Regions from separate parts of the Mus musculus genome. Here region 2 is linked to region 1. The links are chromatin loops, found by intact Hi-C in ENCODE. Cell type or tissue: gastrocnemius. All regions are shown on one strand. Links, peaks and the distances in the headings refer to the core of each region. The heading gives the core; the rest is flanking DNA. Region 1 has its middle 93 kb from the start of Gm34549. Region 2 has its middle 38 kb from the start of Gm34612.

The links. Peaks named below come from ENCODE experiments on the same cell type or tissue, not always from the same donor. Only the 100,000 strongest peaks of a DNase experiment are listed, where the experiment ranks them.
Region 2: a loop joins it to region 1, with 7 times the contacts of the local background. A loop is called at or near these places in 32 of 42 quality-filtered maps.

Annotation. Positions count from the first base shown.
Region 1 is chr7:68,572,712-68,588,840 of GRCm38, reverse strand. No RefSeq gene overlaps it. Among named protein-coding and RNA genes, the nearest start is that of Gm34549, 93 kb to the right of the region's middle. In gastrocnemius, for the core only: a CTCF peak has its summit at 7,980 (motif pointing right); DNase peaks (open chromatin) are centred at 7,993 and 9,005; H3K4me3 peaks cover 383 bases.
Region 2 is chr7:68,822,282-68,838,410 of GRCm38, reverse strand. No RefSeq gene overlaps it. Among named protein-coding and RNA genes, the nearest start is that of Gm34612, 38 kb to the right of the region's middle. In gastrocnemius, for the core only: no CTCF peak of the experiment used is centred there; a DNase peak (open chromatin) is centred at 8,355.

The DNA of each region.
Region 1 (16,129 bases), core at 4,905-12,904:
AAGAGTCTCTAAATATTTCTCCTTATACCCACAGATAAGTGTAGTCATCACCATTTATCAAGGAAACGTCCCTTTGCAACAGAGCCTAATACAGAAAACCACCACTAATCAATATGCAGAGTTGTGGAACCCAATAGCAGTGGATACAGCTACAAAACATTCCCACACCTAAGGCTCAGGGTGAGTTGCAAAAGAGGAGTGGAAACATTGTAAAAAGACAGAAGTGGAAGTTCTGAAATTGTGTCTCCATATAACATCAGAAACTTTACCTGTAAAGTCACCAACATGACTGACCGAATGTGAGCTGAACAATGCTAAGGGACATGGGAATGTAGATGAGGAAAAAAAACAGCAAGGCCACAATCCCACACAAAGAGCTATAGGTGACTCAGTAAAGCTGGGGACAAGAGAGAGGGTCTTCCCTAGGGAAGAGCACACCAAGTGGTGATCCAGGAGCAGCCAATCAGCCCTGGAAGCATACATACAAGTAACATCATTTGGACTCGACAGGTTATATTTAGGAATATATATGTATATACAGATACATATATGCGTGCACTAAAAACCACTGGAAAAAAAGGTCATGAATGGGAAGGAGAGCAGGGAGGGGGAGATGGTAGGGTATAGAGGGAGCAAAGGAAACAATGGAGAAGCAGAAACATTGTAATTAAAATATGATCTCCAAAAATAAAAGATGTCTTCCACTGCCTTCTGATTTGCAGTATAGCTAATGAGAATCTACTCGTTTGCATTTTTGTTTCTCTGTACCTAACATGTCTGCTTTCCATAGCTGCTTTTAGAATTTCCTCTTTATTCACAGCCTTTCACAGTTTGATAACTATGGCACTGATACAATTTGGGAAGAATTGAGGTCGTTGTTCCTTGCAGCATCTTTGCCTTCCTGCCTTCCTTTTCTCTAATCAGATGTACCTTGTGCCCCTTGACATTGTCCTGAGTTTAATTAACCTCTATATTTTGGGGGGACAGTCACTGTAACTGTATCTTCGTGGTCACTGTAACTGTATCTTCATGGTCACTGTAACTGTATCTTCATGGTCACTGTATCTTCATGGTCACTGTAACTGTATCTTCATGGTTACTGTAACTGTATCTTCATGGTCACTGTAACTGTATCTTCATGGTTACTGTAACTGTATCTTCATGGTTACTGTAACTGTATCTTCATGGTCACTGTAACTGTATCTTCATGGTCACTGTATCTTCATGGTCACTGTAACTGTATCTTCATGGTCACTGTAACTGTATCTTCATGGTTACTGTAACTGTATCTTCATGGTCACTGTAACTGTATCTTCATGGTCACTGTAACTGTATCTTCATGGTCACTGTATCTTCATGGTCACTGTAACTGTATCTTCATGGTCACTGTATCTTCATGGTCACTGTAACTGTATCTTCATGGTTACTGTAACTGTATCTTCATGGTTACTGTAACTGTATCTTCATGGTCACTGTAACTGTATCTTCATGGTTACTGTAACTGTATCTTCATGGTCACTGTAACTGTATCTTCATGGTCACTGTAACTGTATCTTCATGGTCACTGTATCTTCATGGTCACTGTAACTGTATCTTCATGGTCACTGTATCTTCATGGTCACTGTAACTGTATCTTCATGGTTACTGTAACTGTATCTTCATGGTCACTGTAACTGTATCTTCATGGTCACTGTAACTGTATCTTCATGGTCACTGTATCTTCATGGTCACTGTAACTGTATCTTCATGGTCACTGTAACTGTATCTTCATGGTCACTGTATCTTCATGGTCACTGTAACTGTATCTTCATGGTTACTGTAACTGTATCTTCATGGTCACTGTAACTGTATCTTCATGGTCACTGTAACTGTATCTTCATGGTCACTGTATCTTCATGGTTACCGCAGCTGTATCACCATAGTTACTCTAGCTGTATCACCATGATTAATACAACTGTATCCTCATGGTTACTGCAACTGAATTCTTCATGGTTACTATAGTTGTATCACAGTTACTATAGCTGTATCTTCATGGTTACTGTAGTTGTAGCTTCAAATTCACCAATCTTTCTTCTCTACTGTCTAATTTATGGATACTCTACCCAGTGTATTTTTATCTCATACACTGTAGTTTTTATTTAGTTTAAGTTCTAACTTATCATGACGGTTATTTCTTTCAGCTTATCACATACCTAAGTATAATTGATAATTGTAAACAACCTTGTCTACTACTTGTGGTATTTCTGCACCTGATTTGGATGATTTGTGACTTATTTGAGTCATATTTTTCTATTTATTTTCATGACTGCTATTTTTAGAGTGTTTCAAAGATGATAAACTTTGCTGTTGTGGATGCTAGATATGTTTGAGTTTTTATTTCATTGATTTTTATATACAGGAGTGTTTTGCCTGCATGTATATCTGTGCACCACTTACATACCTCATGTCCTTGAAAACCTGAAAACAGTGTCGGATCCCCTGAACTGAAGTTATAGACTGTTGTGAGCAACCATGTGGGTGCTAGGGTTTGAACGAAGGTCACTGGGGGAATCCCCAGTGAACTCAGTCACTAAGCCACCTATCTATCTAGCCTATGCTTTGGTCTTTAAATAAATATTCTTAACCTCTGCTCTGCGCCTACAATTAACAAAAAATACTGTTGAACATTACACATTCTGCCATTTGAATTTTGAAGCCTTCCACTCTAGCTGGGTATAATACAAACTTTCCTTGGCTCTATGGGAGAATTCCAATTGCTCTGAGGCCATTGCCTTTGCTCACATAAAAAACTATTGATGGATTACAACTGAAAGCCCAAAGGGTACTCACACAGGTCCACAACAACACACTTTCTCTCTCTCTCTCTCTCTCTCTCTCTCTCTCTCTCTCTCTCTCTCTCTCTCTCTCTCTCTCTCCCTCTCTCTCTCTCTCTCTCTCTCTCCTCTCTCCTCTCTCTTCCCCCTTCCTCATCTCCTTTTTATTATTCTATTGTTTAAGCTTTAGTTACTCTCCCTTTCTGACATCTCTTCAAACACACAGAACTACTATGAAACAAACAAACAAAAAAACTAATTCCTTATACTTTAATCTAGTTGGGACTTGTTTGTTTTTAGTTGTTTCCAGGAAGAAGATAAGTCTGGAGTCTGGTCCATGCTGCTTGCTCTCATCTAGCAGAAACCTGGGTATTCTCTTCTTGACTTACAGATACAGTGAGGCATCTTCTGGCTTTAGTCCCACCATCCAGCAAGTTATACTTCGCCACACCTGGTGCTCGTTTGCAGTAGTCATCTCCTAGGCTGAAGTTTGGGGTCTAATTGTGCTCATTTCCATCTCCCCTTTACTCCTCTTCTCTGACATTCTACCCTTTCTTTGCTCTCTTTAACTCTTTCTCCTCCCCACCCCCATGCTTCCTCTCAGATAACTGTCCATCATTTTCAACCATGGGATGACTGGCCCAAAGCCTAATTCAGGGGGTCAGTGGTAAATAAGACAGTATCCTGCCCTCAATGCTCATGTGGCTTTACTCTTTGTAGTTCAACGTTCATGTGGGATGACTTGGGACGGGGAGTGAATTGCACTGTCATTTGGTTTACTGTGACACAGTGCACACATAATAGTAAAAAGATATAACCCTTTATGATTGTTCAGCATTAAATCTGGCACCTTGGCTGTCAATTTCTATAGCCAGAAACAAGGAAGAAGAATAATCCCCACATGATCACAGTAAATATTGAATGAGATCATGAACAGCAAGTCTCGACAGCACCAAGGATATAACAGGTGTTCAATAGATGCACATTCCTTTTCTGTATTCTCTTGGTCTCAAGGACTCCATAGCTTTTGTAAACCAAGACTCCTGAGTTATATGACATACTCTATGTGCTATGAAGTGCCGGGCAAGCCAGAACTCACAGACAGTCTTATCGTCATGAGTTGACATCATATGCATTCTTAGTCTTTGAGTAGAAAAGTAAAATAATATAATTCCAAATGAAAATCTGCTGCCTTTTCCTCCAGAGTGAAGCCTGTGAGTGACCAGCTCATGGTGTGTCACCGTTATTAGTAAGTGTCCTTTCAGGCATGCCCATGAAAACTGGCACCTCGAGGGCCTCAGAGCCCTGAGTCTTCAGCAAACCCTAGGGTCACAGGAGCACCTTTTTCTTATTGGTTTTCTATAAAAATCCCCACTATGTTCATAGCAGCCTTATTTATAATAGCCAGAAGCTGGAAAGAACCCAGATGTCCCTCAACAGAGGAATGGATACAGAAAATGTGGTACATCTACACAATGGAGTACTACTCAGCTATTAAAAATTATGAATTCATGAAATTCTTGGGCAAATGGATGGATCTGGAGGATATCATCCTGAGTGAGGTAACCCAATCACAAAAGAACACACATGATATGCACTCACTGATAAGTGGATATTAGCCCAGAAGTTCAGAATCCTTCTTAGAAGGGGGAACAGTTACAAAGTTCTGAGCAGAGACGGAAGGAAGGACCATCCAGAGACTGCCCCACCTGGGGATCTATCCCATAAACAACCACCAAACCCAGACACTATGGCAGATACCAACAAGAGCTTGCTGACAGGAGCCTGATATAGCTGTCTCCTGATGGGTCCTGCCAGTGCCTGGCAAATACAGAAGTAGATGCTCACAATCATCCATTGGACTGAACACAAGGTCCCCAATGAAGGAGCTAGAGAAAGTACCCAAGGAACTGAAGAGGTCTGAAGCCCCATAGGAGGAACATCAATATGAACTAACCAGTACACCCCCAGAGCTCCTTGGATCTAAACTACCAATCAAACACATGGTGGAACTTGTGACTTTAGCTGCATATGTAGCAGAGGATGGCCTAGTCGGTCATCAATGGGAGGAGAGGCCCTAGGTCCTATAAAGGCTCTATGCCCCAGTGTAGGGGAAGGCCAGGACCAGGAATGGGAGTGGGTGGGTTAGGGAGCAGGGGGAAGGGGAAGGGAATAGGGGATTTTCGGAGGGGAAACTAGGAAAAGGGGATAACCTTTGAAATGTAAATAAAGAAAATATCTAATTAAAAAATTCCCATCGTGATAAAGTTCCGAAGCAGAAGGGATAACAAGAGGGAAGAATCTACCCTAATACATGAAAACATGCCCTGGATTTAGGTGCAATCATTTCTGGAGAGTCTGATCTTCCATTAATCTGTAAAGACAGCTCCACAGATCAACAGAGCTCACGGGCAAACAGTGACACGGAATTCCGGGCTTGCAGCAGTGGCAAAAAGGATGCCCCTTAAAAATGAAGACATCACGTGTCTGGCCTCTTTCCCATGCTCCTCTGCTTCTCATCCTTCCTCCATGTTCTCTTTCCCAGCATGCCTCCTGAACCAACATACTTAACTCTCGCTCCACATCTCCCCACCCCCAGCCTGCAGCCTCCTTATCCCTTTTTCTCTAGGCTAGGACTAGATCCTCTTCTAGGCCTCATATAGAAATCATCTCCCTCTCTGAAAATATCCCCGTGGGCTTCCAGAACCATTGCGGACGTGGTTAGACCTTCTCAACACGGCTGTCATTTAATGCGGTAAAGAGTGAGCATAGACCATTAGCTCAGATTTCTCCAGCAGTGTAGCTAAGCTCATATGGAAGTCTGGAGTGATATTCATTGATGTGCAAATCTCTAAAAAGGATTCTGGGACACAGAGAGATTTTTTCCCAAAGGATCAGAGTCCAGCTTCTACTTAACAGCCTCACTGTGTAGTGTGGGGGGGAGGGGCTGAAAGGAAATCAACAACATCTGAAAGGCTAGGTGTTAGAAACACACAGGCAAATATTATAGTTATACATAATAACGATGCCTCTGCTGACCACAACCCCTGCATCAGTGCACAGCTAATGCTCCCGGGACACCATCTGTTTAATAGGCACCACCTTATCTCTGTCCCCTGCTTTTATGTTGGGTCAAATAAAAGTACCAGGAAAGGACATAAGAATGTTGTAATAACCAGTCCAATTAAGATGTGTGTGTGTGTGTGTATGTGTGTGTGTGTGTGTGTGTGTGTGTTCTGAGGGCTCCTGAGAGCTCACCGCAGGAAAGGAAATCTCACGTGATTTGGTGCAAATTCATGCACATGCATACGTCTCCCTCTGCCATGCGAATGCAGGAGATAAGAGCCACGGGCACAAGTTCATTGTGTAGACAGATCATTTGCACATCCAATTAAGTGAGAGGAGAAATCGCAAAATCCAATTACTTCATCTCAGGTATCCAAAGTTGTTGTTTCCTCCCAGACTTATTCGCAGGTTAAAACCCACCTCGGCTGTAGGCGAAATCCAATATTCTGACTGTACCCAATTCTTGTAAAATTCGCGTCTGCAACGTCTTCCTTGCACACCTGGTTGAGTTCTTCTTCAGAGTGTGTCTTTTCCTCCTTCTCATATGTAACTGTATTAAATTTAGGGTCTTTTTTCCCAGGAAAAAAAAGTCATAAGAAGAAATATATTGTCATTATTTCAATAAAGGCCAGGCAGAGTTTTGAAATATTTATTTTGCCATACATATTGTTCTAATTGGTTTATAACTCTGCCTATGTGGCCAAAATATGTGAGCAATACCCAAGTAATGACAGCATTTTCTAAATCTCCATAATGAACCACACAGAGATGCATGTTACACAGTTACACAGTTTGATGGGAGCCCAATTCATCTGTACAGTGGTTTATGGAGCTCCTACCTCACGTGTATCTAGCAGCATCCAGGAGACGGCCTGAGAACTGACTGCTGAAAACAGAGATCAAAGTTTACAGAGGTCTTGTATCCCTGAATCTCATTTACTGACACTGCCATGCAGAGCATTTGACTGCAAGGGAAAACCACTGTTGGCCAGAGTTTGTGCTGAAAAGATCCACTATCCATAGAACAAAAAAACATAGCCCCAGTACCTAGTCCAGGGCTTAACACAGAAAAATGTTGTATATGTATATGTATGTGTATGTGTATGTGTATGTGTATGTGTATGTGTATGTGTATGTGTGTGTGTGTGTGTGTGTGTGTGTGTGTGTGTAATTTACAAAATATATGTGAGAAAAGTTAATTCTAGGAACTTCTTCTGAAATTTTTCAGCTTTTCTATCACCAAAATGGCATCTCTTCAAGACATGTAAAAAAAAAAATGTGTCCATATATGGAGAACGCATGGATACAATGTACCACACTAGTAAGCTACAAGGGAAAAAAAAATCACAGGATCGTCTCAATATACACATGAGCATCTTAGCACATTTGGAGCAGAAAGGAAGGTATCATCCTTAACTCGGCAATGTTTACCCACCAAAAGCTTAGATAAACATCGAAATTAATGAGAAAATTAGATGTCTCCTCTAACTGGATATAGGACAAGGGTTACTCTTATTTTCTAATGTTGTTTTAAATGGCTCATGTTTTAAGAATTGATACATAAATAAGAAGTGTTGAGATAAAGAACATTGTTTGCAGAGAGTGTGTTCCTTACCAATAAAATCGACAGACTTCGAAAGATACGCAATTACAACCAAAAGCATCACCCAAAAAAGCTCCCTAGATACAAAGTCACTAACAGAGAAATAATAATGGTTTCCACACAAGCAACAAACAGCAAGGAAAGATAACTTAAGAAAAAAATCACAATAGCTTTAAGACTATATAAAACATTTAGAAATCATGGAAGAGGAAACGTTTCACCGTATAAAGTATAATGGGTGTTGTTGGAGTCTAATGAACGGAATGAAATGATGGAAGAACGATCTCAATAAACGGGGAATGCGGCTGTTCTCCAGACAGTACTGACTCCGTGCCATGGAGATGTGGTGGTGGTGGGAACAAAAAGAGCGGACCCATTTGGTAAAGCTGTCAGATTAAAAATATGTACGTTCCCAGAGATTCCCACACCAGTTTATAAAGAGACAAACCTAAGATGGTCATCACAAAAGGATATCTGAAGAGTCCTGGGCAGTTCAGGGATCCACCCCTAGGGGGCAGTGAATAGCATTCTAGTCCAGGTAGACCTCTCCGCAGGAGTCAGAAGCAGGAGGGTTGAAGGTATATACACAGCAACATAATCTCTAAAGCACAGTAGTTCATAGGAGAAGAAAGGACAGAACAACCTAATACATTTTTGAAAAATAGAAAGCCCACAAAAATGCATATTTTAGAGTAGAGCCTGCTGCTAAACAGAACGGTCTAGTGAAAGGTAAACCCTGTTTTTGTAAAGTTAAAGGTGGGGGGAGGCAAGGCGAGGGAAAATGGAGATAATAAAATGAAGGGGAAATTAATAAATTCATGAATGAATGAATGAATGAATGATGTCTCTCAACAGTTTGATATTGATAAATCTTCCATGAGCTGAGAAGCACCAGCAAGCCTCACACCTGACTTCATTCTATACCACTTATATATTCTATCATTCTCTATATCTATCATTCTACATATTCTTATATTCATACTCTGTATTATGTCTATTGTGCAGTATCTATATGAGGATGCGTTTTTAATGATCAAACCAAACCAAACCAATACAATACAATACCTGAATGACTTCCAAATTAAGCAGACAAATTGTTCAGACCATGTCTGAGACTTTCTTTCCTGTCATAATCACAGCCCACAAAAGAACAGTTGCAAATTTTTTAAAAATAAAAATAAAAAACCCACTTAGCTATACTTTACCCTCTAATGTAGATATGACAGCTACAAGAGAAACTGTAAATGAAACAAAAAGAAAGCAAGACGAGGAATGGAGGGGCGTGTGAAGAATAAACCTGAAAGTGGCGTTACCAGTTCCTAGCCAAATGAGAAAAAAAAAAGAGCAAAATGGAATGGAATGTACAGTACGGCAGAAAACAATCCTCTGGGTTTTTTCGAAGACCTCTTGTGCGCCTTGGGAAGTGGATTTTAAAGTCAGGAACTCTGCGATCTTTCCTAGGTTTGGGGACAAATTCAGGACTGGGCTGAGCAGTTGTTTCCATCCGTGGAACTCTGCTGCCACCTACTGGTAGGAGCCTGCTACTTCTTCAGGAGCCCGACTTGTTAGCTCCAGGCTACCCGCAAACCAAGTCCCTTGTCCCTTGGGACTGAAGTATGGGGATTCGCTGCTGTCAATCACTCCACCTAGAAGATTTTCAGATCAATACATGTATGTGTTCCGAGGGTAATTAACAATAGGCTAGTTTATCGACTAGGTGAGTCTCTGACTTCCTATTATTTCTCTCACTTTTGAAAATCAAAGAAAAGACAATTATCACTCGAAGCATGGCCTCTTCCCTGTCTTTCCTTTTTCCCCCCAAGGGAGGTGTGAGTTTAATTAAAGAAAAGAATCACACGTTTTGTGGTAGTTTGCAAAGCACATAGTGGGCTAGTGTCTAACAGCACTTCCCCTTTCCTGGTTAAGTACCAAGGATCGTTTTCTCCTGGCTAAGGTGTGAGCTGAGCAGGGCAGGAAACCAATGCTTATGCTTGTGGAGAGGGCGGGTCCTCGTGGGGGGGGGGGGGTTGACCAGCTGAGGGAGGCAGTAAATGGATTTAATGTGGTTTTGAGCTCCAGAATAATTGCTCGGATTTGGTTGAGGTACAAAAGAAAAGAAGAAAGCGCCATCGAATCATTGAATGAGTCCTTACTTGATCAAACAACAGTGATTTGAGACAGAAATTACAGTAAATTTTGGTCAAATTTACTTATTTCCCACAATTCACCTTTAAGTTTGGTCCACGAGATTAGTTTGCTGTGAACGAAATAAGATGCCCGTTTTACTTGATCCATCGAAGCTCTTTAATCAAGGTCAATGACTAGACTTCCCCACCCCACCACCCCACCACCACCACCACCACCAAACCCTCCATCAAAGGCTGGCCTGAGAACCCCACACAGAGATTCCCTGAGCAGGATGGATAATTAGGAGCTTGGTAGTTCCAAGTCCAGCCTTAGAGAGGAGGAGATGCCAGAGATGCGCAGAGAGGCGGCTCTTTATGGAGACAGGTCCAGGGAAGAGGGCAACGGTAATTACCGGGCTGTGAGAGCTCATGTACACCTTGGGAATTATTGGTCCATAAAATGTCTGGAGATGTATGCCAGAAATCTAACGTCTCCTGTGCAGTGTGGCAAGCTGAGCTAAACCAGCCAGACGTGATGAAGATAGGGAGTCTTGTTTAGGAGAGTACAAGGAGCCAGTGGAGATGGTTTGAATGGAATTATACACAAACTCAAATCCCACCCTTACCAGCAGGGAGATCCACTCCAGAAACATTGGGGATGCACAGATGCAACTCCAAGAACTTATAAATGGGGAAGAGAAAGCTCTAAGCTAGGAAAGGATGCTGCCTTTCATTTGGCTCATTGACGAGGAAAGTGACTCTCCCAGACTCCAGGGTTTGTATGGCCTGCCCTGGTGACTGTGAGTCAGTTGCCTTCTCTGATGTGCAGGTCACGAAGTATTGGTTTATCCCAGTGCAAGAAGGAAAACACATCAATAGGATTTGTGAACAGTCAGTCAATGGATGGTCTCTCGATGGATGGTGAGGGAACGTGTGTGCGTGTAGATGACTCTGTGAAGTTTCACTGGCTCTAGGACCCAAACCGCCTAAAGAGCTTGTATCAACCTGTCTAAGGCCAAGCTTTCTCTTCCTAAGAAACAGCAGACACCCATTATTATTGAGAGGATTCCATGAGGGCAGCCAATCAATCCCTGGCAAGCCCTGGGCAGCTCGTGCCCCTTTCCGCAGAGAGCTGGGAGCCCTTGATAAAGATCAGAGCTGTGTCACTGTGTGCACCTTGCTATCTTCGCCCTTGGGCCGTGGTGCTCCCAGGGGTGAAAGAGAGTCTTCACTGAGGTACCTTCCCAGCCCCTTCAAGCCTTGACTTTGATTAAGCATCTGTCGGTTATCGGTTACACCGCTTCAAATTAGGGGTGAATGAAAGACTATCAGAAGGGGTCTATAGCCTTTATTTTAAACAACCCTGAATTTTTCAACAAAACCAGTGCAAGATGCCACAGAGACCATGTCGAGTGGGCAGCTGCTGGAGAGTTAGCTTGTGCCAGGCACCAGGTGTTCCTTCAGCCCTCACCCGACCACTGCAGGGAGACAGCATCGCCATAGCTACAATATGGGTAGAGAAGTACAGGCGAAAGGTTTTTGACAAATGTGCCCCTACTCCCACTGACGTGAAGGGGTGGTGTGGAATCACATTTACTTTGCTAAATAATGTGTCGTAAGAATGTTCCTTTTTGTTAAAAAAACAAAACAAAACAAAAATAAACCAGTCTTCAGTAAGACTATTTTTCACTTACTTAGTAATAGATTAACAGAAGCCATGCACGTAGGTACTAACTCTACTATTAAGAGCGATTTCAACAGATTTCTTGTTCCAGGTGCCAAACTGGACACATGTTTGCATTACCTTTGTCAAAACTTCATTGGAAAGAACACACGCACATGTATGAGACAAAATCCAGGCCTGTGCTAAGACAGTATGGATGGCATGGATGGTCGAGTCCTAAGGTAGCACCACTTGTCTTCTTTATTCTTCTGTTCTTGTGTTTGTACATATATGTGTGTGTACATTTTCACGTGTGTGCACACACATTCGTGTGAATACATATTTGTGCCGGTGGAGGTCAAAGGTTGACATTAGGCATCTCCTTCCATTGCTGTCCACCTTAATCTTTTGAGACAGCGTCCTTTACTGAAAACGAAGTTCACCTAATTTCCCAGATGGGATGCTCCATCTCTACCCTCTCAGCGTTAGAATCCGAGGTCCAGGCCACCATTCTGTTTTTTTCTGTGGGTGCTGAAAATGTAAACGCTGCTTGCAAGCATTTTACTAATTGGGCTTACTTCTCAACTTCCAATTTATTATATTTAAACTTAAAGGACAAAGGACAGGTTGGTTAAGTTAGATGTTGATTTTAAAAACAACAAAAAAGTGGGGGCGGGGGCTGGAGAGATGGCTCAGCAGTTAAGAGCACTGATTGCTCTTCCAGAGGTCCTGAGTTCAAATCCCAGCAACCACATGGTGGCTTACAACCATCTGTAACGAGATCTGACGCCCTCTACTGGTGTGTCTGAAGACAGCTACAGTGTACTTACATATAAATAATAAATACATCTTTAATAAATAAATAAATAAATAAATAAATAAATAAATAAATAAAAGCAAAAAATATAGTTTAGCTCTGTTGTCAAATCAAGCACGGAAAAGTCAGGAGAGGGGACCAGGGCCAGTTGGTCTGAGAAGAAACACAGGGAAATTGAATAGGAAAGACCATGGGAGGAGTTGGTGGGACCAGGCTTCCCATGGACACTGAGAGTTTCCCACACAGTTTCTAGACCACTAGAGTCAGAGTTCATGACCTCCAGACAAAGCCAGAATGAGCCGTAACATCTAGTGGTGAAGTGGCCAGAGGAGAATAACAGGGACACTGGGTGATGCATCTTTACTTTGAAGGTCCCCACTTCCCAATCTGGAGGGCGGGCGCATAGAAGGAAGAAAGCCCGCCTACTTCCAAGCTGTCCTTTGTGACACTGGCCTGCTTTTATGTTAGAAAGTCTATGTCCTACAATGTTCATGTATTGAGACTAAATGTCCAAAGCAATATTGCTAAGAAGTGGGGACTTGGGGCAGTAATTATGTTGTGACTTCTTCTCCTACTAGAGGGAAAGACTTATTGTTCTTTCTGCTACTCAGAGAATCGAAGTGGATGGTGCCGAGGAATGACACCCCGGGCTGTCTTCTCTCCACATGCGTATGCACACACTTGCATGTGCAACACACACATTTGCACGCATGCAGACATATACACATGTACACACACACATACACACACACAGAGAGGTAAATAGGATTTGCAAGAAGCTGAAAAGGATACACCAAGGGAAGTTTTCAAATACCTGAAAGACTTACACAGATAAGCAGGGCTCATTTTCAATGGTTAATTAGTAAAATCGCAGCTGGAAATGTGAGTTTCTGTCTCATCGGCAGATGTATCTGTTCACCTAACTTGAGCTGAGGCTGAGGCCCTGTGGACAGTCAGCAAGTAGGACTCTTGCCCCTGAATGAAAGCTGAAGGACCTGCCAACATCACTGAATCCCCAGGTGTGTGGCCTTCAAGTTCTGCCTGTGCTGCTCGCACCGTCTAGACTTGCAGCTGAACATTACAGCAAGAGTTCTTTCTGGCTTTACCATCCTAAATTTAAATCCAATTTAGACTTTGCAAAAGCTGCTCTGGTGCCGGGAGGATCATTTCATATTTCCCATGAATTTTAGTAGGCAGCAGTAGAGATTTCAGATTATTGTTATTTTTATTTCATCATTGTCACTGGAAGTGTTTAATCAAAAGGAACTTCTAAATTAGTATACGGAGAATTATTTTTAAAAAGAGCTTAATGATACATAAATACCAGACCAAGCCAGGCACACTAATGAACATCTGTACTTACAGCATGTGGGAAACAGAGGCAGGAAGATCATAAGCCAGAAGCAGGACTAAACTACACAGCAAGTTCCAAGCCACCCTGCACTAGATAGAGAGACTTTGTCCAATTTACTAATAAAGTTGTAACATCTTGCCTTCATTCAACAAAACAATTTCTAAGAGAGACAATATCTGTCTTCTTATTCAAATAACAGGGTCCGGGGAGGCATCCCCACTGTGGATTTTGCTGGCCCACTGTTCTTGAATGCCTTTAGCCATTCTTCAAAGAGCCATTGCTTTGCTCTGCCGCCATAACTCAGAAAATAACCAGATGTCCTCTGCGGCCATTTGTCTACGATGACTGTAATATTTTATGAAGGGCAATGACAAGCAACATGTTTCTGAATTTCATTTAGCATATTGAGTTTAAACAGTGGGAGGTGGAGGTCCAATGTCCTCCAAGTTTACCCAAAGCAAAGAGGAGAGTGGCCAGGTGGCAAGGACTTCCTAAGGGCTAGACCCTGTGGGAGACACACACTCGTTCATTTGAAAAGGTAGGTTAGACAACATGGAATTCAAAATGGTCCCGAGATACCTGAAGTTGTAGGCAATCCCATAATATTCTATGGGGTAAATATAGACCTTTAGATAGAAAGTGAGGCATGAATAATTTAAAGTAAGTAAGCAAAGAATGAGGAGGAGATAGCCAGCAAATTAGAAGCAGAGAAAAGGTAAAAATAAAAAACCCATCGTTTAATAAATACCTTACTGATATTATTGAGCAATTTATAAATAATATTCTTTACCACCAGATTTCTACGGCTATTAACACTGACTCAGCTCCAAGAATCCTGGTATAGACAGAGAACTTAGTTTTCTATGTCTGTGTTCAAACACCAACCAAAACCAAACTGGAGAGCAAACTATTCATTTGATTCTGATGCTTCTTGCTCATCACCCGGGAAGTCGGGGCAGGAACTGAAGCAGAGGCCATGGAGGAACTTGGCTTACTGGCTTTTCCCCTACGACGTACTCAGCCTGCTTTGATAGTTGGCTAGAACCAACTGTTCAAGGATGGGACCACCCACAATGGGCTTGACCCTCTCACATCAAATGTCAATCAAAAAAATGCCTACAGCTAATCTGATGGGAACATTTTCTAAATTGATGTTCCCTCTGCCCAGGTGACACTAGCTGTGTCAACTTAAAAAGAAACTAAACAGAAGATGGTCATCTGTGGCACATGACTTTAGGCCCAGCACTCAGGAGGCAGAGGAAGGCAGATCTCTGAGTCTAAGGCCAGCCTGGTCTACAAAGGGAGTTCCAGGACAGCCAGGACTACACAGAAAATCCCTGTCTCACAAAACTAAACTAAACTAAACTAAACTAAACTAAACTAAACTAGACTAAACAGAAGAGATAGATAGATAGATAGATAGATAGATAGATAGATAGATAGATAGATAGACTTGTACTCATAATTACTTAATAATTTTTCTATCTACAATCAACAGATACACACACACACACACACACACACACACACACACACACGAGTTCATCTTTCCTTTCAGCAGTCTATGTCAGAACACTGCGAGGGCATAGCCTTGGTTTGCAGTTACATAGCAAGTATAGATGACCTCATTGTATTTCCTTCATTCCACTATTCAACTTCTTCAAATAAGAATAATAATCCAGAGAGAGAGAGAGAGAGAGAGAGAGAGAGAGAGAGAGAGAGAGAGCGCTAGATGACCTTCATAACTGGGACCACAGACCACAAGGATAGAGGAGCCCTAGCTCCAAACTCACCAAGAGGTTTAAGTAAACAAGAGCCACTCCTAAACACAATAGTCACCCTGAGAAGCAGTGAGGTCCCCTCACCAGGAAAACTCCCAAAAGACTGAGGATATGTAAAAAGCCCCATGCTAGAGCAAAGACCCTTGAACTCTTCAGAAATTTAAGAGTCATGGGAATAATCCAGAAGAGGGCATCTCCTGGGGTCTTTTGAGCTTTCAACTCCAATTTATGTGTTGGCACTGTGTTGGCACTGTGGTGATCCTGAGAGTTTTTCTCATACAGTCTGATCCTATCTTCCTTCTGGGCATGCGCCATGTGTCTGGTGTAAGCCAATGAAATGTAAGCAACCCAGGCCCTGTAAAAGCAGAGCATCAAGAGGGAGGCCTAATTCAGTTGCCTTACAGCTTTCACAGTGCAAAGGCAAGTGTGACACGGGGTCTCCTTCAGCAAAGCTCTCAGAAGAGTCCCAATTAACAGAGGACGTGCAAGACTGGGGTGGTTTGAAGCAGCTGATGTTGGAGGTTTGTTGCCTCAGCATAATCTCAAAGTATCCTTCCTGGCCAAGAGTCTCAGACCTGAAGTCCTCACAGACAGCCTTCAGAGCTGCATCCTACCTTACTGAGCTCAGGGGTTAGCCATGCTGGGCAGTTGGAAGGATAAGTTGGTGACACAGACCAGATGGCATTCTAAGTTAAGCATGAGAGAAATGAGAGGAAGAGTCAGGCAGGGAGTGTGAGAGTGTCTTCCTTCAAAGGGGAGTTGGAGAATGTCTTCATTCAAAGGGTAGAATTATCTCTCAGAATCACTTGGGCACAACATCCAGTAATTTACCACCTCGCCATTCTCTTGTCTCCCAAGAGGAAAGCAGGGCCCTTTCTTCCTAGAAAAAAAAAATATATATTGACC
Region 2 (16,129 bases), core at 4,886-12,885, 250 kb before region 1:
CGTACCAGTGGACACATCTTGCCTAGCAGGTCACTATTGTGCCATGAAGGATCCTTCACTGAGTAACTCCAACGTTTCCCCTCCCCTGCATCTTGCATGGCCCTGTATACCCTGGTCATCAGAGAGGAAATTTCCAGGTCAGCTCCAGCTTAGTTCCTCTATTTTCTGCAGCCACTATGTGTAGTGGAAGAAGAAAAAAATTAATGCTGAATTATGAAAAGAATTTATATATGAATTTGATGCTTAAGCAGGTATATCATTTAGAGCTCAAAGGCCTGGTTATTTGCAACTTGATAACAAGATGCACAGAAGTTTTAACTGATAAACGTAACATAAAATCCATAACATTATTTTTAAAAAACATAACTTCTAAAGTTCCACACTACTGTAGTCTCAACATTTAATCTAATATATGGTGGCAACTTGTGCTCAAACCGGAACACAATATCACCAAGTAAATAATTTTGGAGCAGAGATGGGAAGGGATATAACCGTAAGAAGCGGGTCAATCACTGAATCGTCTACACACCCACAAGGTAAGCGTGCATTTGTAAAATGCTTGCCAGGCAAGCACAAAGCTCAGAGTCTCCATCCCCAGTATATACGTAAAGCTTTACACAGCAGTGGATCTCCATAATCCTGGCCCTCCTAATGTGAGGTGGGAAAAAGAGATGGGAGAGTCCCAAAAGCTTTTGGAAGATCCAATCTGGTGTACACAGTCACAGATGACAAAAGAGATGCCCTTCTACAGGATACATCCTTGACTCAGAGAAGAGAGAGAGAGAGAGAGAGAGAGAGAGAGAGAGAGAGAGAGAGAGAGAGAGAGAACGTGAAAAACACATTCTTCACACAAGATGCAAATTCGTTGTTATGGAACTAAAGTTTTCCTTTAGAAACTCTGGGATCTCAGCCAACGTCTGACATCTTCCGGCACATAGCTCTGTGTCACTATACCTGTAAGCACAGTGCAGCTGCCATCCTGAGTCTGAGTCCAGTGCACTCCTAGCTGTTCATGCACTTGGCAGGTCAGCTTGAAGGCAACACGGGCCATGCCAGCAACACAGCATCAGAAGCTCCCCGATGCAGGAGGATATCTGCTGAGCGGTGCAACACTACTGCAACAACCACCCAGACTTTTATAAACCTTGATAAACCTTGATGGCATTGGATATCAGATCACGTGAACTCCAAAAAGAATTGTCAAAATTCTATAGTAATTGGCCCATTGAGGAATGTAATAGCCTGACCCTGTAAGTACATAACATCCTCATTAAGTCTAAGGATATAAAAAGGAATCTGTAGAATAGACAGTTTTCCAACACACACCTGTCTGTCAAACAAGAAGCTAAATGGCAGCTAGAAAAATAATATCATTAAATATTTTTTACCACATAAGACATTAAGGTTCTCTGGCTTTCTGTGAGGGAGACTGAGTCTTTGTTCTTATTCTAATGTCAATATGTAAATCCCACCTTCTACAGGTCATTCCTTTGAAACCTGAAATGAAGCCACTTGTAGTGTAAGACAGGAACATATACTGAAGCATCACCTTATCACCTCCTGGGACAGCTCAGGTCCATGTCGAAAGTGTTACATGGTACTCATTTCTGAATACCCAAGGAAATTGACTTTAAAGGATGGTTTCATATTGCAGCCTAAATTCTCTAGGACAAAAGATCACTGAAGATGACCCTTCCAAGATACTCTTGCATACCTGTGAATGGCTTCCATGGACTGGGGCTCCAATCTCATAGAACCCAACACACATTTTTAACCTCTACATAAGTAAGCTTCCTGGCAAGTGGGCCCAAGTTAGTGCACGTTGGATAGTGATTTCCTCCATATTGAAGTATTCCATCCTGGGGAGAAGCACTTAAGAATACTCAGGAAGTAGACAACTCACAAGTTTCAAGGAGTTCTTGAAACTTACAAGATTCACAAGGCTTCTTGCTAAAGTTATATAAGCATTAGCACTTTCCAGGGAAGACAGATTCTCCTGCTAGTGTAGGCTGAGTACAAGAAATCCTTTGACCTGTCAAGGATCTTTCTGCTTGACAGTCCTACAGGGAGCTGTAAGGATGCACATTCTACAAGTCGTCACCCAGGTTGGAATAGGCTCTGTGGTGAGGAAGTTCCCTACCTTTGAGGCATCCATGCTCCAGTAACTGAACCTTCACCCACATTCTTGTAAGTAATCCTAATGTGCTCACTGGTTTGTCTAGCTGGACTTAGGAGAATAATTTGGAGTTATCATTGGTGCCCTGTCTGGGATGAACAGATGTTTTCATGTCTCCCCAAGAAACATTAACACAACCGAAACCCTCCCAGGGCAAAAAAAAGTATCTGGAAATGAGTCAAACCCATCTCTGGAGCTCTCCTCTTCCTGAAGAAGTTAGGTTGGGCTGTCCAGTGGGACACAGAGATCCATCCCCCACAACTCCTTGCCACTAAAGTCAAAATAAAGAGAAGTCCAGAAAACAGGAGGTCTTTTTAAGATTTACCCTTTGATTCTAACACCCAGTTCCTAATTTTTAATCATGCAAAACAGTTGCTTATTAATGAGCTTTCAAATTACATAAAGAAGGATGAAATGCTCAGAAACACTAATATGCCCTGGGGCGTTATGCTTTGAGTGAGTGAAGGCATCCACGAGTCAGCGAACACTCGAGCAGGAAAGACCCCTGCAGCTGTGGCAAGCAGAGGCAGAGTGGGAAAAATCCCCCTTAGAGTAAGAGGTGGGGGTGGGGCTGGAAGAAACAGACACTCGGAAAGAAAAGTAGACATCCCCCTAAACACAGGCATATGCAGGCACATGTCTCGGGTATCTTAGATGATGGGGATTACAGATCCGAATTATTGTTCAATCAAGTTGTTGTTGTTTAAAACTTCAGTCTTCCTAAATAAGCATCACAGAAGCATGGGTGCATATACAACACACACACACACACACACACACACACACACACACACGCACGCACGCATGCACGCATGTACGCACGCACACACACACGCACCCACGCACAAACACACACACATGCACGCACACGCACGCACACGCACACACGCGCACGCATGCGCGGGCACACACACACACGCACACACATGCATGCACGCACGCACACACACGCGTGCGCGCATACACCTTAACAAATAGATGATGAGTTTCCTCTTTCTGCTCTTCTTCCTTTCCAGATGGTCCCAATTAAGAGCAAGACCCCAATCCTAACAGATGTTAGCCAAACAACTCCAACCTGAGGTTTAGTGCACAAACTCAGACACATTTACTACACCCAAGAGAAGCAAAAATAAATATCATGTATATACTGGACCATTTGAGTTAACTTGGAATGACTAGGACTTCCACCCAAAGCTGCAATTAGTTTCAACTCCTTCTTTCAATTTGTAATGAGCATATTAAATGTTGTGCTGATGTTTGGCACAATTCTGGTCCTCAGAAGAATTTTACTTACAGGAGCCATTCTTGATTTCATTTGAAAACGCAGTGGACACCTCTAAGATGCTGTTTCTATTAGAATGAATGAGGAACGTGCTCTTTTGAGACTCTAAATGAGTAATGTCGGCTGCCAAGTAAGTAGTTTGCTCTAGGTCAAGGCAAAAAAAAAAATCATCCTTCAGCTCTCACTGCTGGCTGTGGGCAAGCTCGGCTGCCTGGCTTCGTGGAGTTCTCTTTAGGGTAGTGAGCTGAATGCCTGACCAAAAAAAAAAAAAAAAAAAAATTCTCTCCTCTCCTCACACCCTGTCCCAGCATAATCTTCTCCTGAACGACAGGTGGCAGTAAAGAGACACAGCCTGCAGGAGCTAATTAAAGAGGGTTTTCTATCTACTTCAGGAGGGATTATACAAATGCTGCTTAACACGCAGGATTGGGTAGGGGAAAGATAAAAAACCTGATTCAAGCTTCTTTGCACATGCGGTTCTGTCTCTACATATGTTACACCTAGCTCGGAGATTCTGCCCACCAGCCTCTTCCCTGATTTCAAGCAATCACCTCAGGGTATAAATGTTCTTACTGTGGAGAGCTCAATGTGTGTCATGCATAGGCCTATAACCAAAGACTCTGTAGCTGACCCCAGGTAGACAAATGTGGACACACACACACACACACACACACACACACACATGCACACACGCAGCTAAGATAGCTCAAGCTTGTCAAAAGCACAGATTCCAAAGCAGCCAAGCCAAGGGGTGCATTGTGTGAAATCTGCCATATTACGGGAACATTTGGTTTCTGAACTGCCTTAAAATGGTGACCTTTTTCCAATTGCCAAATAAACATTCTGCAAGCTGCACTGGTGTCGAACAAAAGTATCATCCAATAGTTGACGGTGCTGATCAAAGAGTTGTCTTTTAGGGTCTTTTGTCATTTCAACCAGAAAAAGACATTTGCTTAAAATCTGAGCACTGAAACTGGCTCACTTTGCATTAAAGGCACAGTAAAAAGAAAAAAAAATTGAGAATGCACAGCACACAGATCTCTGAACAATGCACATCCAAGAAAAGGGGGAAGGGGGAATAAAACATCGAGTTCCAGGGGATACATGACTAATTTTGAGTTAAGGAAAACTGGGGGTGTCTGTTCCAGTGGGAGCTGTCCCCAAAGATCGGCAATTGCAAGCATGAATCATCACGGCCTGGAAAATACAATCTGTAGTTCATCTAGTACATTTCGCCCAGAAGATACAATCTATGACAGTCAATTCTTACCCATGGAGCTGCAGCATGCCTCCCAGTGACACATCTACAGTTAAGTCTAGCCAAGTTTCACTGACTCACCCGGCTCTCTATGCCTCTCTCTGGATCGTACCCAGTGAAGGCACAGACTGGCCCCATCCTTCACATAGTCGCACAGTTTAGCCTGTTGGCTGAGCAACAAGCCCTACTTCTGGTTATAGGATCAAATGAAAGGAAGGGGACATTGACCGTAATACCAAAAATCCAGTTGACAATGTTAATCATCACGACTAGCTACGGAGGGCTCTTTGGGTATGACTAGCTTGTCTTCATCTTCTCCTTTTGTTTTGTCTATGTTTGCTTGCTTTTGATATTGTTTTTGTGTCTGTTTTTGAGACTAAGTCTCACTATGTAGCCCATGTTAGTATGGAACTCATTATTTTTCCTCCATTTCCCAAGTGCCAGGACTTCAGGCAAGCACCACAACCAATTCCAGCTACTTTCTCTCTTCTTGGTATTTGGCAAGCCCAGGTATTTCATGGCAAGTTGTGTGCATGGATGTGTGGGCAGTGAGAGAGTTAGAAACACTCCAGACAGAGAACCCCAACTCATCCTTGTCCTGGCAATCTGCTGAGGACAGCAGTTCAAACCACTTCTATTGTGAGGACGTTCTTCTTAGCCAAGTGGCATGAATGTTTCTTAAGAACAAATTATTTTTAAAGAAAATTTAATTTTTATTCAATGATAGTAAGTCCCCAAACACTAACTCTTGAGAAAGAAACAAAAGAGTCAAGGAAATAGCTCAAGATAATGAAAATCTTGTCTCAGAGACTGGACCACATTTAAATCGCAACCCACACAGGTTGCTCTGTTCACTCTCCCCACTTCCATTTCTTTACACAGCTAAAAACATGGCTCTGCTTTTGTCTGCATAACTTGCCTTGAACCTTCTAGGTAGGAGAAGCCACCTGACACCAAGAAGTTTTGCATCTATAAGCATGAGTGGCTGCTCCTTGCATCTTGAATGTTATAAATCCCATGATAAAGGAGCCAGAACCTTGACCACTAATCCTTTATCATATTCCCCTGAGCACTGGAAATACCAGCCACCTGTCCATGTAAGGGACTTACATAGGGACCAGGAGAGTCATTGATAAAACACAAGACACCCAAGGAAATGTGTGCCTAACAAACAACAAATCACTTGTGTTCGTAAGGTCCTTGAAATGTGTTGGGTATATTTTAACCGGAAATTTTGTTATTTTAAATTGAAATTTCACAGCGTGCTGCACTCTCCTTTACCAAATATAAAACAGCAAACTTCAGAGTAAAATGTCTCTGAGGAGCGTCACCTGAGATTCTTATGAAAACAGGTAATCCACTAAGAAATCGGAAGATCTATGGTGTGGCTAGGTCCTACTCTGCAGCCTGTATTCTACTGGATACTGAATACTACTACGCAGCCTGATTGGAGTCAGGCTGGTCATTCTATTCTTTTCACCCTCTTAGTAGACAGTTGAGTTCATAAATTAACATGTCTGTATTGGTATAGAAACTCTTACCAAGCCACTCATTCCTAAATTACTAAAAAAACAAACAAACAAACAAACAAACAAAAACCAAACATATGACTACAAGCTCCACCAGGCAGAGCTGTGTATAAAGAAGACACCCCAGGGAAGCACATGAGCCACCGACCAAAGGGCCTTCTATAAAATCATCATGGGTTTTAAGGTACCCTCCCCAGAAAGCACATATCAAAATCTTGTATTTAAAAATGCACCCATCTCCTTCCCTTCACCTCCAAGATTTGCCAGGACGAGGTGGATTCAGAGAGCCACCTAAGTCCTGAGTTTTAAGCAGCATCAGTTGTCTGAGAGGGGTGAGCCTTGAGCAGCTCCTATGAGGAAAGACGGGATGCCACATGAATCCTATGTCTTCTTACTTCCTGATTCTCCATCCTGGCTCTGTAAACATGAGTTACCATCTCTTCCACTCGAGCGGTGTGAGGGACCCCAACTCTACAGCTCAGTTACAGAGCCATCTCTAGAAAGAACAATCTCTTAGGAAACAGGGTTAGGCTTTTAGCAGAAGCACCACACAGTCCCTCATTGACTAGAAGCAGCATGGGCATTTCACACCAGAGTTGGTCTTTTCCTGTCCAACGTGGTGTATACAAAAGAGTACAAATTCACTTTCTGGGGTTGTGGAAGTGAAGCACCTCAGCCTGGTGCTCATGGTCAGCCTCCTGCTTCTGCAGCTGGAAGCCTTCATGCAACACAGGTTGGGATTGGCTCCCACTGTGAGAGCATATCCATATCTCGGCTTCAGCGGCTGCTTTGCCGACTGCCTCTGACTCCTGTGGCTGTGGAAGTTCGCCTTCAGGGTATCCTAGTATACTCTTGTATGCCCGTCTTACTTGCTATAATCTTGCTCAATAGGGCACCAGCCATATGGAATTAAGGTATGGGATACAACTTTCAGTTTACCTTAATCACCTCTGCAGAGACGCTATTTCCAAATGAGGTCACATTCTGAGAAACCAGGACTTACATAAATCTGGGGGCGTCCAAAGCAACTTTGAATAGGTCCCTTCTAGTGACTGATCAAAAATTCACCTGTTACCCCAAAAGACCCTTGGTCAAGTGGCTATTTCCCTTCCATTTCTGTTCTATAGGGGAATAACTTTCTCCTCTTCACCCAGCCTCAAATTAAACTCTCTCCTGAAGCCAGGTTATGTACAAGACATCCTGAATGCCACACAAAATGTTCCCAGGACAGGTTAGAGCACAATACTCCACCCTGGCTCTGATGTCTGCTCTAAGCCATGCTGGGTGCATCCTCTCAACACTCTACCTTGACCACCAATAATCCACAGCTCCACAATTAAGTGAGCCCCGAGGACCCTTCCTGGCCTACGTTTTAATGTTTCTCCTTCACTGTAAGTGTCTCTTCAGAGGGCTTATTCGGCTCAAGCTCTCTAATCATTTCCCCTTAAAGAAAAGCTGCCAGTCATAGATGGAGACGGAGGAAGTGCCTGCCTGTGATTAGGTGGACCCTCTGTCTAAAGGGGTCAGACTGGGTTCCTTCCCAGATGGCATTTAAAACAGGAAGCGTGACAGCTTAAAAGGATCCCAAGAGTACAGGTGTGGCGGGGGAGAGGGAAAATGAACTCAAGGTCAGGGGCCCTCGGCACTTCTGAAGGCAACGCCTCCATCTTTATCAAGGGTTCCAATTGAGATCTGAGGCTTTACAGAATTGGCTGTATGTCCTGGAACAACACGCTTAATTTCTCAGAACCTCCCTTCTACTTACAGAATAGGTCTAGATCTCTGTCTCACGGATGTGCTCGGTAATTTAACACAGAAAGCCACTCCACCTAGTTACCCATTCTAAGAGAAAGAGGTTCTTGGTAACTATCAAGTCTTCCTCTGGAGTCTTTCCACCTGGGTACAGGCCGGGGACATGTAAGGGACTTTGCATAAAGGCAGTCTTTAGGTGAACTCAAGGACTTAGAAGCCAGCCATAGGACACTCAGAGCCCTCTCCAAAAGGGTCAGGTACTGTGCGTGATGGGGATCAAGCATCCTGTGAGACTTCTCCAGTGTCTGGGAAGAGCTGAGGCTCTGAGGAAACCAGTACTGGGAACGTCTGACGCTAGGTGGCGCTGCTCAGCAAAGAAGCCCGAGGCGGTTGCCTGCTAGGTGCCTGTCCAGAATGAAGCAGTGTCTCGGTAGGGGAAGGAAATGATGTTCCTGCAAGATCTCTTACCCAGGAATTCAGTCCCCATCAATATATAATTCATTTTTGCCTTCTCATCATCATTTGCTGAGTTGTATACCATCTTGTATATTTTAAATCTTGCATCATTACCCCAGATACACACACACACACACACAAACACACACACAAATGTCAATGGTAGGACACACACACATTTATTCCTCTTTCCTTAATTAAAAGGAGATGTGAGGAGCTGGTCACAAAGAAACTAAATCAGCCTTGTAATAAAAGTCTGACTTCGGTGAAGCGCAGTTGCAGAGTGCTGATGCACAAACGAAATTAAAGAGCTCGCTTTTAAAAATAAACCGGCTTCCGATGAAATTCAACACGCCGCACTCAGCGGAGCAAGGATTCCACTTCTAGATGAGTGTTGGCATCACTTGTCCACAAGTCTCCGCAGTGCTCAAAGCAGCTATGCTCAAACTGGCCTCAGTAGAGGTGGGGCCACAGCCCAGGAAGGAAGCTTGTCATGTAACAGTGAGAGAACTGCGCTTGAGGCCATGGAAAAAGCTGGGTGTCGGTGCGCTCCTAACCCCAGTGCCACAGGAGGCAGAGACAGGTAGATCTCCCTGGGAAGTCAGTCCAGTCTTAACAGGGAGCACCGGGCCAGAAAGAACTGTTCTCTAAAGAAAGAAAAGAGGGAGGGGTGTGTGAAGGCCTCCTTGGGAAGGCAAAGGAAGAAAGGAAGGAAGGAAGGAAGAAAGGAAGGAAGGGAGGGAGGGAGGGAGGGAGGGAGGGAGGGCAGAACTCTGGCCCCTATGATTGCCCACACTCACATATGCATTCATGGCATGCACACATGAGCATAACTTAATAAGAGAGAGCAAACGAAATTTGCAAATAATGCAAATAACTCTATTAGCAATAAAGCGGTGTGGATATTGGGCTCCATGAGATGCATCTGGTACAAAAGACAAAAAACTTTCTGGAATAGCTCTACTTAAGTGAGAATAGACACCCATGTGTGGAGATGTGGAAATATTCACAGAGCTGAAAAAGCTTTATAGCAGAGCTAGGCTTGCAAACAGCTCGCCTACTATGTTCACATCCTTCAAGAAGATTCGTCTCGACACGTTTTCCCTCGGATGTGAAGAATATGGCCTCTTTGTAGCATCTGTCCCTCCCGCCTAATTTTTTTTGTTTTGTTTTGAATAATTTAGCTAAATACTTCATTAGTTGTGTTTTAAGTGCTTATGCTTCCAACTAATGAATTGTCCAAATCCCCGTCATCGGGCCTCCACCGCAGTCATTAGAACCTTAATTGCCAAGCAGCTGAAGTGATGCCTTTTGTTTATTCTAATTGCTATTAGGAAGATGCACCAGAATTATTTGTAATTTATTAGTCACATAAAAATAATGAGGAATGAATAAAGCTCTTTGCCCTGCAGTGCAGAGAAAGCATGTTTAAGCACGGCTGCTCTTGGTAGCTCTGTCTCCACCCAGCATTGCCCTTTTCCTACCTGGTAGGGCACATGAGGCTCTCACAGGTCGCTTACTATGGCTCCACTGGAGACTCTTGGACAGGACCTGGTCATCATCATTACAACCTCACACTGAATGAATTAGTGCATATTATCCACTCCTGATGTCACAGTACCAACCATAGGCATACAGTTTACCTATTGTGTTCAGGACCAGGGCCAGGGGCCAGGACTTCATTGCCTATCATCCAGAACTACTGAACAAATCGCTCACTCAGTAAGATGCCTGCCTTGCAAACAAGAGAAACTGAATTCACCCAGACCCACTACCCATACCCACTTTTAAAAATAGCAAATCCGAGTGTTGAGGCTTATAATCCAAGCACTTGGGAATTAGAGAGTGGCAGATCCCTGGAGTTCTCTGGCCAGCCAGCCTAGTCTACTTGCTAATGTTGAGGCTAGCAAGAAGGACTGTTGAAAATTAAAATGTAGAAGAGGCAGATAGCAGGTGAGGGATGACACTCAAAGTGGTCCCCTGGTCTACACATGCAGAAGCACACACATGTGTGTACTTGCACATACGAGAACACACACATCTGGAATAGCTCTACTTAAGTGGAGGTGGCCCAACATTATGTACAGGAGATGCATAAAACAAGATGCCTGTCTGATCAGATAAGTGGCAGTCAAAGCAATTTGGAGAAACAGTAGACCCTAAAACAAGATCTAGAGTGGGTTCAGATAGAGGATGTAGGTCCATTTCCTTATATCAGCTATAAAACCACCTATCCACCCCACCCCCCCAGGGAATACCTATTTTCATTCTGTCGACATCATTGCTGACACTAACAGTGCGCACCAAGATTTTCCTTTGGGAGAACTGAGTTGCTATCAAGAACAAGGTTCCATATGCCTCTGTTCCACAGCTAAAGCTGAAAATCTCCATGAAAACAGACATCTGACTTATAAGGGCTTCCCATTCCAGCTGAGGAGTAGAGCACAATTAAGAAGCCCAGTTCCCTTCCCCCACCCCACCCTCACCTCCTGACCCCCATTTGCCCTTTTCTTGCAGTCCTTGCAGACTCTCCAAAGAATGTGCCTCGGTCATGTGCCCTAGAGCAGCAAGACTTGCATCACTTTTCATCAAACTATGAGAAAGGGTGGCAGCTCTTCCAGATACCAGTGCATTCATACCCCATGCTTTCTGGATTTGATTAATTATTTATAAACTATTCTTTATAAAGAACATGTCCGGGGCCTCCACAGTTTACAGTTATCATCCTAGCCATGGTGGCCCACACTTGGAATCTCAGCACTTGGAAGGACAACATAAGCACATCTCATCTTTCAGACATACACACACACACACACAGAAAGAGAGGGAGAGAGAGAGAGAGAGAGAGAGAGAGAGAGAGAGAGAGGCATGCACGCAGTGTGCTCACATATGCACACAGACCATAAAGAAATAAATAGAGAAACTAATAAAACTTTATTACCTTTTCATTATTTTTAAATTTTTCATACAATATATTTTGATCCTATTCTCCTCACCCAAGTCCTTCCAAACCCTCCCCATGTCCAATGATAGAGGCTTCTTAGACTATGCACATATACAAAAGGAACTTAAATGGAGTTACCATGCGTGGTGATTTAAATGAGAACAGCTCCCATAGGCTCATGTGTTTGAGTAGTTGGTCCCCAGTTTGGGAAGGATTGGGTGTGTGGCATTTTGAAGGAAGTGTGTCACAGAGGACAGTCTTTGAGGTTTCAAAACCCACACGCCATGCCTACTGCATGCTCTGTTTCTTGCTTGCTGTTAGAGGTGTGAGCTCTCGGCTCTGCTCTGAGCATCTGCCTCCACTCTGCTCTGACTGGCTCCAAGCCTCTGGATGATCACAGAATAATAGGACATTTTTAAAAGTCTAAATCTCTAGAGTCTTTTCCCTAGTGATGGGGATCAAAGAGAGGACTTTGAACAGCAAGGGCAATGCTCTACAACTGGAGTCCTTCCCTGCTTTCAGATTAAACGGAAAAAACAAGAAGCCAAGAGTATTCAGAAGCCAGCCTAGTCATCCCTCCCTCAGCCTGCCATGCTCATGGATAGCAAGGGTGTCTGTGAATGCAAGACCGTGCTTCCCCTTCTAGGTTTCCTTCAAGCTCTCTGTGCAGAACGCCTGCTCCTTTATTGGTGTGGGGCAACTCTCCCATCAGCTTCCACTGAAATCAGCTATGTAGAGCTCAAGACGCTACAGTGAGAACTTTCAGCATACACTGAACTCCCTCCCCAGACACATCCTACTTCAGTTGGTTTCCTTTTGGGCTTCGACGCAAAACGTTTACGTCCGTCACTTTTTTTTTTTTAAGATGTATTTATTTATTATATGTAAGTACACTGTAGCTGTCTTCAGACACTCCAGAAGAGGGCATCAGATTTCATTACAGATGATTGTGAGCCACCATGCGGTTGCTGGGATTTGAACTCGGGACCTATGGAAGAGCAGTCGGCGCTCTTAACCACTGAGCCAGCTCTCCAGCCCCTATGTGCGTCACTCTTGACGACATTAAAACATAATAGATGACAGTAAGCATGTAAATGTTGTGTTTGGTTCTGAGACAGGGTCACGTGTACACCAGACTGGTGCTGAGCTCACCATGTGGCTGAAGATTACTTAGGCTTCGGATCCTCTGCCTAAGTACTGGGATAATGGGCACGCATAACCACAGCTTGTTTGCTCAATCCTGGGCTCCAATGCCTGGACTGACTTCCTGCATGCAAGGCTAGCACTCTTAGCAACTGAGCTACAACCCCAGCAGGACTGTTTAAGCTGAGGAGGTATTGCAGCTAGGTAAACTTATTTCTCAGCGTAGGTTGTAGCTGAGCATCTCCCCATCACTGAGCTGTAGCTAAGGAGGCAGATACTGACATTTTGGGGGTTGACCGTGAGAATTCTATCGTATAAGTGTAAGAGGGGGTGCTGATGCTAAGGTCCTGATCACAAATTGGTTCTTGATTTGTCAGTAAAGAAAGCTGTGGGCAAATTGCTGGGTGAAAGGTAGAGTCGGGACTTCTGGGTCCCTGGAGGCAGGCAGAGGGGCATGAGGAAAGAAAGGGATGTTTTTGCCATGCTTTGAAGCAAGAAGAATACAGCAGCCATGTGAGGTCTCAAGTGGAACTGGGGCTAGTAGCCACTACTACAGGTGGGTGGTGATGGATGTTTGGCTGGGGCCGGATGGGATTGGCCAGTGACATTTAGGGCAGGTGGAGAGACTGAGTTAAGAAATTGAAACGTGCACGCTTTTCCTAGCGGGAGATAGTAGTGCCCAGCAACTGTGCCAAGAAGGCAAATGGTAAAGGAGCAAACGTGTGTGTGTGTGTGTGTGTGTGTGTGTGTGTGTGTGTGTTTTATCCACATATTCAAGGGAAGCTTGGAGGTGGCTGGTAACAGCCCACTTCCTGGAGTAAATGTGGTACTGAAAAAAACTACATGCAACCTATCAAGAAAGTTCATTTGGTCCTTCTATCATTCCAGTTTCTTGTCTGGAAAGAGGATGTAATTCGAGAATTTTAGCAATTTTCTTGGATTATGAAGGAACACGGAGGATGACAGAGGTCTTCATTGGAGTTTCTATGGCTGTCAAGAGACACCATGACCATGGCATCTTTTACAAAGGAAAACATTTAATTGGGACTGGTTTACAGGATCAGAGGTTTTGTCCATTTTCAGTCATGGTGGGAAGCATGGTGGCTTGTAAGCAGACATGGTACTGGAGAAGGAGCAGAGAGTTCCACATCTGGTATTGGCAAGCAACAGGGAGAGAGAGAGTAAGCCATTAGGCCTGGCTTAAGCTGTTGAAACTTCAAGCCCACCCGCAGTGAAACACTTCCTCCAAAAGGGCCACACCTACTCCCACAAGGCCACACCTCTAACAATGCCACACCCTATGAATTTATGATGGGCATTTTCATTCAGACCACCACAAGAGGCAAGGACAAAGGCCTCAGAACAGGAAGTCAGAGACACTCTGCTCCTCTCCTGCACTCAAAGGATTGCCACGCCAGCTCTGTCAAAGTTTTATCTTATAATATGACTTGCAAACTTAAAGCAATACCTCTGGAGGCTAATGCAACGTAAAGGAAAGGGGGAATTACAGAAATCACACACCCAGGAAGCAAGGACCATGTGAGAACATTTCTCTGGACAAGTTGAGTCCAATGTCATGCTCCTGATTGCTGGACAGCACCTCAAGACAGCACTGAGGTACGGTATGTGGTCCATGCTCTCCAAAGCAAAGAAGAGCCCAAGGGCCAAAGAGAAGACGTCATCACAAGCTCTGTTCGTGCAACTGGACTTCATCGTAACAGTCATAGACACTGCAGCTGGCTTTAAGGAAACGACTTAGAACCGCCTCTCCAGCTGCAGACAGGAAGACAAAGCAGCAAGATTCCGCAAGGCCTGTGGAACCTAGCTGGAATCCAGGTGAGGCCCATGGTAGCCTGACCCAAGAGGGAGCAAGGTTCTGGAGATAAGTGGCAGAGCTTGCCAGAACCAGAGTCAGGACAAGGAAATCAGCTTAGGTTGGCTCATGCTGTGTCTTGGATCCCTCGGATCAGGACCATCTTATTTCTTATGTTAGACAAGCTTTGTATCCGTGCCTGTGGGTGTGTGACTATGCTAGCCTGGGCCCAGCTGTCCCTTATGAATACATTTAGAATAGTTCTGTCTCCACAAGGCTGACACATCACATGAGAGGTTAGCACCCAATGAGAATTAATTTGCTGAGAAATTTTCCAGTTTCCTGTGTAGGTGGAAAGCAGCAACAGGTGAATATTGAATAAACAAGCACATGACAGAGACCTGACAGGAAAACAATCCCAGCCCTTGTCCAGTCTGAAATGCATACTTCTCAAAGAGCAATGTCAGCTTAGAAGCTCTTCTGAGGTTTAGTGTATGGAGACCTCTGCACACAAATAAGCAACATCAGTATAAAGAGAAAGGACCATGTTACAAAGAAGCATCCAACTGAATACTAAGTGCAGGTCGAACTGTGCCAGCCAACAGGCTGCGCATATGCAGTTACAGTACTGGCCACAAGAGGGCAGTCTAACACGTTCGCGCCAGAAGCAAGGCAACAAACAGGAGGGTGAGCCTAAAGGCTTGAAAATGACCAACACACACCCTCTGCCTGGGAATTCTCTCAATAAAGAAAAAAGTACACGGAGTACAAGCGAGGGTCTCATCTATACCTGACACTAAGCTTTAAGAGTGAAGGTGAAATTTATTTAAATCTACAAGTAGAATTAAGTTATGATGGAGCTACAGGTAGAAAAGGTAGACTATAAACTATTTTCATTTAAAAAAATTAAGGTTTAATATAAACACCAAACAGGAAACACAGGCCTGTGTATGGATGCACAGTATGCTGAAAGGGGAACCACCGAAAAGAATTTAAATTAACTTTTCTGCAATTCCTGTGCGGTTTGCTTCTGTTTTTGTTTGATCAGGCAGACTTTCTAGGAAGACATAACTGAGATTTATAACTTTAAAAGGCTACACAAATGAGGAGCAATGGACAGCATGAACAGCCAGCTCCTGGACCTGAGGTAAACAGCAAAATAAACCTGTGTTTCAGATAGATAATAAAATCAAGAGCAGAATTTTAAAAAGGAGAAATGGGGAGTGGATGAGGAAATTAGGCACTTTCTAGGAAACATGCCAAATGCAAAACTGACCTCAGAAGAGGCAGAAAACACAAACGGAATAATAAGAATGGAGAAATCAGTAGTCACTGTGAGATTTATGAATGAGTTACATTCCTATGACCAAAAACAAAAACAAAAACACAACAACCACCACAAAAATAACCATGTAATTTGTTAAAAGAATAGTTTTGTGCCAGGCAGCCTAGTGAAGAATTTAATCCCAGCTCTCTGGAGGCAGAGGCTGGTAGATTTCTGTGAGTTCAAGGGTCAGCCTGGTCTACATATTGGGTTCCCAGGCCAGCCGTGGCTATAGACAGAGGAAAAAACAACTTCAGTGACGATGATAATGTTTCCTGGAACAATCTTGTCAAGCACTGATGAGAACCTGGAATCAATCCTTAGCACCAAAAGAAAGAAACATAAAAAGCTGGGCAGTGGCGGTGCATGCCCGTAACCCCAGCACTCGGGAGGCAGAGGCAGGCGGATTTCTGAGTTCGAGGCCAGCCTGGTCTACAGAGTGAGTTCCAGGA